Linked DNA regions of Homo sapiens: region 1 is linked to region 2. The links are chromatin contacts, found by Hi-C or POLR2A ChIA-PET in ENCODE. All regions are on one chromosome and are shown on one strand. The core of a region is the stretch at or near the end of the contact, and the rest is flanking DNA. Distances in the headings are between cores, read along the strand shown.

What was found. Hi-C counts contacts between places; a loop is a spot of excess contacts on that map. ChIA-PET counts read pairs that join two places held with the same protein, here RNA polymerase II (POLR2A). Pooled maps may share reads with other maps.
Region 1: a loop to region 2 is called in a map of CD4-positive, alpha-beta memory T cell, with 10 times the contacts of the local background. The contact joins the promoter of FAM185A here to the promoter of PRKRIP1 in region 2. A Hi-C loop is called at or near these places in 1 of 168 maps with a recorded cell type or tissue (CD4-positive, alpha-beta memory T cell) and 6 of 50 pooled maps. POLR2A ChIA-PET finds 5 or more read pairs at or near these places in 1 of 52 experiments (CD8-positive, alpha-beta memory T cell).

Annotation. Positions count from the first base shown.
Region 1 is chr7:102,747,624-102,751,831 of GRCh38, reverse strand. FAM185A (family with sequence similarity 185 member A) reads right to left here and starts at 2,833. Exons shown (of 8, transcript NM_001145268.2): 1 at 2,174-2,833; 2 at 31-140. The coding sequence starts at 2,624. It also overlaps the pseudogene RASA4DP. RefSeq lists silencers at 2,844-3,013, 3,054-3,143 and an enhancer at 2,816-3,110.
Region 2 is chr7:102,394,113-102,398,359 of GRCh38, reverse strand. PRKRIP1 (PRKR interacting protein 1) reads right to left here and starts at 1,997. Exons shown (of 6, transcript NM_024653.4): 1 at 1,823-1,997; 2 at 662-740. The coding sequence starts at 1,948. LOC100630923 (LOC100289561-PRKRIP1 readthrough) reads right to left here. Exons shown (of 9, transcript NR_038967.1): 5 at 662-740. RefSeq lists enhancers at 1,479-2,020, 1,802-2,041 and a silencer at 2,062-2,141.

The DNA of each region.
Region 1 (4,208 bases), core at 1,584-4,083, 350 kb before region 2:
TAGTGAAATAAAATTAGAAAAATGCTATACCTTAACAGACTGCAAGATACTAGTCCCATGCTCTGTTTCAATTTTGCAATTATCACCCTCAATACTTTGAACTTTTACACAGCCAGACCCTGATGACTTGATATCTAAACCTAGAAGTAAAAAAAGAAAAAAGCAAGTTAGTACTGCAGTTTATAAGCTCCAAAGCATTTTAACCTAGAAACCCAACTCCTCAGTTATGTCCGTAATATTGCTGAATCCTGGAAAGTGCATACTGTAAAGGTAAGGGGTCTTCTACCACAGCAACGGGACCAAAAACAATAGCCTTTCTGCCCGTTTTTAGAAACAGAGCAGTTATTTCTACTGGCCTAAATCACCTAAAGAGAACTAACATAGATGGGAAGTAAAGGAGACTACGATTCTGTTAAGTACTCCTGTGAAAGACTGTAGAAGCCTCTTCCCCAGTATATATGATCATGACTTAGGTTTTCAAATCCTATGTCTAACCTTTCATACTTAAAAAATGAAAATATTACCATGCAACTATATCACAGGTATTTGAAGTAATTTTTTAAAAATGGGAACAACTTTGAAAAAGCTAATATATACTATTAAAACTACAAGATTAGGCCATGAGCAGTGGCTCATGCCTGTAATACCAGCACTTTGGGAGGCCGAGGAAGGAGGATTGCTTGAAGCCCAGGAGTTCAAGACCAGCCTGGACAATGTAGCAAAACTCCATTTCTACAAAAAAACAAAAACATTAGCCGGGCATGGTAGCATGCACCTGTAGTCCCAGCTACTCAGGAGGTGGAGGCGAGAAGATTGCTTAAAACCGTGAAGTCAAGACTGCAGTGGGCCATGATTGTGCACCTGTACTCCAGCCTGCGTGGCAGAGTGAGTGAGATGCAGTCTCAAAAAAAACCAAAACAAACAAACAAAAAACCCCACAAGATTGTGGACAAATGGCAGTGGTATATGAAGCAAGTTTGGAAAATAAGGAATTACAAATGCCATCCTTGGCTGTCTATTTAAGATGTAACTGCAGGCATCTCTGTATACAAATTTTAAAAATTAAAAACGCTGATATTTAATTTGGAATTAACATAAATATTGATGATTTCTCTTAAAGTAGGCAAGACCCGCCCCCCCACTTGATTCCTGAAACCACAAATAGTACCAAATCCTATATATTCTATGTTTTTTCCTGTATACATATCAATGATCAAGTTTAATTTATAAACTAGGCATAGTAAGAGATGAACAATAATAACAAATACAGCAATTATAACAATATACTGTAATAAAAGTTATATTACTGTGATCTGTCAAAATATCTTAATATTTTCCTACAACAGCTGAGGCAGGTAACAAACTGAGACAGCCAAACGGTGGATAAGGGAGGACTACGGCATCTACTATTTGGGCAACTCTAAGCATTATAAAAGATGATCTTAAAAATGCTAAATGCTATTATTATTACTATCATCATCATCATCAATATCTTCCATCAGTCCCAGGAAGAATGACAGTCTGGGGAGCCCTTCCTAGAAAAGTGTGTGTACACAGTGGCTTGCCATTTAGGAAAAGCTAAGAAAGGTATCTTGCAGGCATTATTATTGAAGCTTCCTAGGCAGGCTTACCATGTGTTTTTCTTCAAAGCTTGCTACTCATGGAAAACTTAGGCCAAAAAGAATGGAAATATAACAGTAAGAAGCTGGGCGCCCGTCTAAAACCAAATACTCAAACCAGGTGATACCCGGAACATCCTATTGACAGGGCTGTTTTGGGACAGACCCCCAGGCTGTGAGCAAGATGAAATGTAGATGGACTGCCATACCATTGAATGAATTGTCAAGAAACTTCAACCTTGAAAAATAAGCCAGTTTGCTAATGACAACGGGATAAAGGAGAACACAAGCGGCTCCAGAAATAGAATTTGACCTGGATTATACCAAATCATGTTTCCATTCGATGTATAAAATTTCTATAATTGGGAACCTAATTTTTAAATACTACTCGGACACTCAAGAACAGAACAGAGGAAAAGGTGCATTTCCGAAGGGGCCAACTGTAAATTAGGTTTAGAGAGCCAGGACCAATTAAAAGTGCACGTCGACCACATTTATTAAGTTCACTGTGCGTTCCCTGGGACCCAAACCCGTTTTCACTTCACTTCACTTGCCAAACTTCAGGGGCGCGTTCACCTCCACGGACGCCTGGGGGTGGATAGTATCAGACACAATGGCCATCTCCTCCAGATCCTCGTCGTACTTCACCTGCAGGCCGTCCAGGCCCCGCACGCCGCCCTCCACGCCGCACACCGCGACCAGCACGCGGTCGCCATCCGGGTAGGTGAGGGGGTCCAGGGGCCTCACGGCCAGGTGGCACGGGAGCCGCGCCCGCAGCCGACCAAACGGGCTCACCTGCAGTGTCCACTCCTTCAGAGTTCGGCGCCCCGGGCCAGGCGGAGGGACCTCAGTCTCCGATCCGGGCCAGCGCTCGCTCCCACCTGAGCTGTACGGCCTGGCTTGGCAAGCCCAGCAAGCCCAGCGCCCAGCGCCAGCCCACAGTCGGACCTGACGGAGACAGAGACGGAAGCAGCCAAGCTCCCAACCTGAGCAGGGGGCAAGCATGGCGCGCCTCTCTCGCCAGTCCTCAGAACACTTCAGCCACAGGGAGGGTCACTTGCCACGGCCAATCGACTTGGCCACTGTGCCGCCTCAAGTCAAATAGGAGACGTAAGTCAGGGTTTGCTGAAACAAGAGCGAGCCGGTTGGCTTGACTAGGCGTTCTAAACATCAGCCGCGCAATCCCCAGGGGCAAGTTGGGATTTGAAAGCTCTAAACTCTGACCTGGACCCCTTGCCTAAGTCCACCCCCTTTCGCTAAGGCCGACGGGATAGGTAGTTCTAAGTCGCAGAGCTCTGCCTCTTAGAAACCACATTTCCCAGGAGGCAATGCGCAGGGGAGCACGGGTAAGAGGGTAGGTGTTAGAATCGCTGGAAAGGCGGGCGCCCTTTGTCTCAAGACCATTGGCTATTGGAGGGGCGGTACATGGGAGTCCACTGGCCAATGGGAAGCACGGAAGGGGCAACGCGGGTAAAGCTGCGTGGTCACCTTGGATACCAAGCACGCGACTTCTTGGTTGGAGAGGGTGGAGCTTTGGAGTGAGACCCAGGACGCCAAATCCCAAAGAGAAAAATAGGAGCCTAAATAAGGATCAGGACCAAGGGAAGGGGTAAGAAACTGCGCTTTTTAAGATGACAACTAGGTGCAAACTAGGAGTAACCTCTGTGGATGTCAACATCCAAGCTTCACTAACTTAGTGAGGGCATCTCCAGGGCATGGAGAATGCCTTGGTAAGAAAGTAAAGAGCAAGATTGGTGCTTTTTGAGGGAATTGCCTCTTTGGAAGTGTATTCCCTCCTATATTCCAAATATAGGAATAGAGTACTTGCTCCGTCCTGACCCTAAGTGACCTTACTTTGGGTTTTAATTTGCTCACTTTAAAAATGTAGATAATAATACCTTCCTTGCCTTGCCTCAAAGGGTTTTTGTAAGGATCAAGTAAGAAAATGGATGGGACCGTGGTGCACAGTCTACAAAATTACCGTGTAAAGAACTGTATTTTTATTTCAACGTACTTAACATTGATTCTGAGTTACCAAGAAAATTATGAGAGATCAGAACTTGTTTTGAGAATAGCATTGATCTCTTTGACTACAAATGATCCTCAGTTTTAGAGTGAAAAAAAAAAAAAAGACACAAAAAAGAGAGTCACCATGGTGCGGTGGAAAGAGCAGGGACAAGGGTCAGGTTATTTTCCTGGCTCTGCCACTGCTTCATCTGTGTCACCTAGACCTGTTTCTTTAGTTTTAAAATGAAGAAAGATGGTTCTAAATGACCCTATAAGGGGTGTGTGTGTGTGTGTGTGTGTGTGTGTGTGTGTGTTTACCTTTTATAATTCTATAGGCAGTAAAATAATGGGAACAGAAAGATTTATTTTCTTCTTTTTTCTTTTTTTCTTCTTTCCTGCCTGGTTTCTCTCTCCCCCTCTGTGCCCCTACTTCCTCCTAAAATGTATTCCCTAAATTATTTAGCCAAGACACCTGCAAACACTAACATTTCATAAAATGCAAGTGCCTTAAAAAATAGAAGCCCTTACCCAAGTACAATGACCAGAATTCTTGGGGCTATCGTGATAGATAGACTGGGCTAA
Region 2 (4,247 bases), core at 748-3,247:
TGAGCCGAGATGGTGTCACTGCACTACAGCCTGGGTGACAGAGTGAGACTCTGTCTCCAAAAGAAAAACAAAAACAAAAACAAAAACAAAAAAAACCGCAATACTGCAGGAGAAAATTCTATAGTGCCAAACCATAAGCAACTATAGCCCTTAAGCTAAATTTACCAATGTCAAATGAAAAACAAATAAAAGCAACTATATCCCCGTCATTGTAAAAGCAAAACACGAACATGTGAACACACATTTCCCCTCATCAGAGATTTAACAAATACCAACTACAGGATTTTTATAGCTACCTTTTTTTTTTCTTTTTGAGACAGAATGTCGCTCTGTTGCCCAGGATGGAGTGCAGTGGCGCCATCTCGGCTCACTGCAAGCTCCGCCTCCTGGGTTCACGCCATTCTCCTGCCTCAGCCTCCCAAGTAGCTGGGACTACAGGTGCCTGCCACCACGCCCGGCTAATTTTTTTTGTATTTTTAGTAGAGACGGGGTTTCACCGTGTTAGCCAGGATGGTCTCGATCTCCTGACCTCATGATCCGCCCGCCTCGGCCTCCCAAAGTGCTGGGATTAGAGGCATGAGCCACCACGCCCAGCCTATAGCTACCTTAAAAAATTATATTTACACACACACACACACACACACACACACACAGCCATTACCCATGACATCTCGGACAAATTCTGGGGGAGGTCGAGGTGCCCATTCACTCATTTTCTCTGGAATTGGAACTGCTTTGTCCTGCAACATTTAAACATGAAAGCATTTAAGTATAAACCTGTTGACAAAATTATATATCTCCCTCTCTTTTTTTAGAGACAGGTTCTTGCTCTGTTCCTCAGGCTGGAGTGCAGTGGTGCAATCAGAGCTCACTGCAGCCTTGAACTCCTGGGCTCAAGTGATCCTCCCGGTTCAGTCTCCAGAATAGTTAGGACTCTCAGGCGTACACCACCACACCAGGCAATTTTTTTATTTTTGTAAAGACAGGGACCCACTATGTTGCCCAGGCTGGTCTTGAACTCCTTCCTGGCCTCGGACCATCCTCCCGCCTGGCCTCCCAAAGCGCTGAAATTACAGGCAGGGGCCACAGCACCCAGCCCAAGTTACATCTCTTAAGACCAAAGAATTTTAATTGACTAATGAAGCAGGACTGCTTTGCTACTTGGACACAGAGCTGATTTTGTGTTCTTCCCTCTGTCGTGGCTTTTTTCATCCTATGTACTCTTGGGTATAACACAGTCCACACCTTCCCAGGGCTACGCTTTCCAGAGCAGAACTGAAAAACCTAAGCCATAGTTTCCAGCTAGAAACCGCCAACTTTAACACTACTAGATAAGAAGAGTCAAGCTTTTCTAGTTAAAGGTATAAAGGACGTTCCCGTTCAATTGTTTTTATGATTGAGGGGACCGAGGCCCAGAGGGGGTGTGAGCGGGAGAGGAGTGACCAGCTCCAAACGTCTCGGCCACTGTCTCTCTAACGATCAGTGTTGTTTAGAGTATACCCTTTTGCTAACCCACAAATTCTACCTTTTCAGTCTAACGCTTTTTGTTCACAGAAAGTTAAACCAGAAGGGGTCTTGGAGCACGGGAAGCCGCTCCACCGTGCTTTGATTCAAGCTGGGCTCTCACACAAGGACAGACGGGAAGTTCACTATCTCCGGGACAGCCTCCTTCTCCTCCTCCTCCCCAAAGACTGCTCTTGGAGGGTCGGATACTGAGTTTCTGAGTTTGGAGGCGGGGAAGGTGGACCTGCGGGAACCCTGAAGCGCTGCAGAGGAAGGGGGTGGGCCTCGGACGGGCCGTGGAGCCTGGGCCTCGTCTCACCGGGTTCTTCATGAGCCGCTCCAGCTTGAGCTTCTGCTCCTCCGCCGCATTCTTGGGGATGACGAGCGTCTGCGGCTCTTTCTTGGGCCTCGGTGGTCGCACCGAGGAGGCGGCTGGGCTAGCCATGGCAGCCTTCCAGTTTCACAAGCGAGCGGCGGCGTCGGCGCGCAAGTATGACGACACAGCCGCGCGCCGGCGACGCATACGCAGTCTCCGCAGAGGGGAACGGAGGCGGGGTTGCAAGGCGCAAGCAGCCTGCTGAATATTCATGAGCCTGAGGCTGGCGTGGGTTATTGTGTTCAAAGCTGCGGGGTTTCATTTCCTGTTCCTGAACAACAAATCAGTGCAGCTAGATGCTCACGTCCCTGAAGGGGAGGTGGCCCTCCGTGCCTGAGTAGCCTGGCCCTAGCCGACCTCTCCAGTCCCCGCGGGCGTCTTCGTGCCACCGAGCAGCCCCGCTGATGCTCTCGGCACCTCCTCCCCGTCGGCTCTCCTCGCCTCCCGGCTTTGTCCGGGCACTTCCTTGGATCTGGTGCCCCCTCCTCCATTTCTGACAATCTCCTGTTTACATAAGACAGCGCAAACATGTCACTGAGCTTCCTGAAGACTGGGACATTCCTCCTTTGTCCGCCTTGAATTACTCTATACCTGGCCCCCCGCAAATACACCTCTGCCAATGAATGACCGTCTCGTAGTGTGAGGCACAGTAATAAACCTAAGGAACCATGTCTGCTCATTCTGCTTGCGAGCAGGATTTCACAAAGGCCGTGACTCGGTGACTGAGCGCAGCCCTCTCCAATAACGCCCTGAACAATAAGCTGGGAAGAGCGAGAGAGAACACAGGTTTCCACCTCTCTTGCCTGAACACTGCATTTTTAGAAAAGACAAGTTCAATGATCCTAGCCCCTGCCTCTTCCTGTACATAATCTCTGACGGGATTAATGATTATGCTTCTATAACTTTTTTTTTTTTTTTAGAGACAGGGTCTCGCTTGGTTGCCCAGGCTGGAGTGCAGGGGCTCGATCATAGGTCACTGCTGCCTTGAACTCCCGGGTTCAGGCACTCCTCCCACCTCAGCCTCCTGAGTAGCTGAGACTACAGGCGCATGCCACCACACCCAGTTAATTTTTTATTTTTATTTTTTGCAGAGACAAGGTGTTGCTGTGATGCCCAGGCTGGTCTTGAACTCCTGGGCTCAAGCGATCCTCCTGCCTGGGCCTCCGAAAGTGCTGAAATTATAGGTGTTAAGTCACCATGCCCAGCCAAGCCTCTGTAATCTGTAACTAGATAATACCCTCACACACAGCCTTGATGAAATTTTGCTCTATTGTTAACTTCTGAGCACATTAGATATAACTTTTTTTTTTTTTTTTTGAGACAGAGTCTCACTCTGTCCCCCAGGCTAGAGCTCAGTGATGCAATCTCGGCTGACTGCAGCCTCTGCCTCCCAGGTTCAAGTGATCCTCCTGCTTCAGTCTCCTGAGTAGCTGGGAATACAGGTGCACGCCACCACGCCTGGCTAATTATTGTATTTTTAGTAGAGATGGAGTTTCACCATGTTGGCCAGGCTTGTCTCGAACTCCTGACATCAGGTGATCCACCCGCCTCAGCCTCCCAAAGTGCTGGGATTATAGGCATGAGCCACCACGCCCAGCTTGATATAACTTCTGAGCACATGCAGGGCACCACCAACTGTATATAAATGTTTTTATATAAACTGTATATAAATATAAATATATAAATGTGTGCTGAAACTCTGTTTTGGAGCAGTTTAACAAACTCTGTGAAAGACTTTCCCTGGTTACAGTCCTCAGTAAGATTGCAAAAAACCAACCTTAATTTTTTAAAAGCCTGATTTTTTGTTTAGTTGACATTGAGAAACAGAAAAGGCCCGGCATGGTGGCTCACACGTGTAATCCCAACGTTTTGGGAGGCCGAGATGGGCAGATCACTTGAAGTCAGGAGTTTGAGACCAGCATGGCCAACATGGTGAAACCCCATCTCTATTAAAAATACAAAAATTAGCCAGGTGTGGTGGTGTGTGCCTGTAATCCCAGCTATTCAGGAGGCTGAGACAGGAGAATAGCTTGAAACTGGGAGATGGAGGTTGCTGTGAGCCAAGATCGTGCCACTGCACTCCAGCCTGGGTGACAGAGCAAGACTCTGTGTCTAAAAAAAAGAAAAAGAAAAAGAAAAAAAAATTAGAGAGAGAAAGAGAAAGAGAAAAGCTGTTGCTCACATACATTTGGTGTTACAGACCATAGGCTGTTTGGCTCCCCTTGTAATGAAACTTAACAGGGATCCAAGCAGATTTCCCAGACAAGGCATTTATTTCAGAGCTTGTGCTTGAGTGCAGGGAAGACAATGGAAGCAGAAGTGAAGGGATCCTCCAGCTGACTTGTGGAAGAGCCAGTGGGGAATTTTT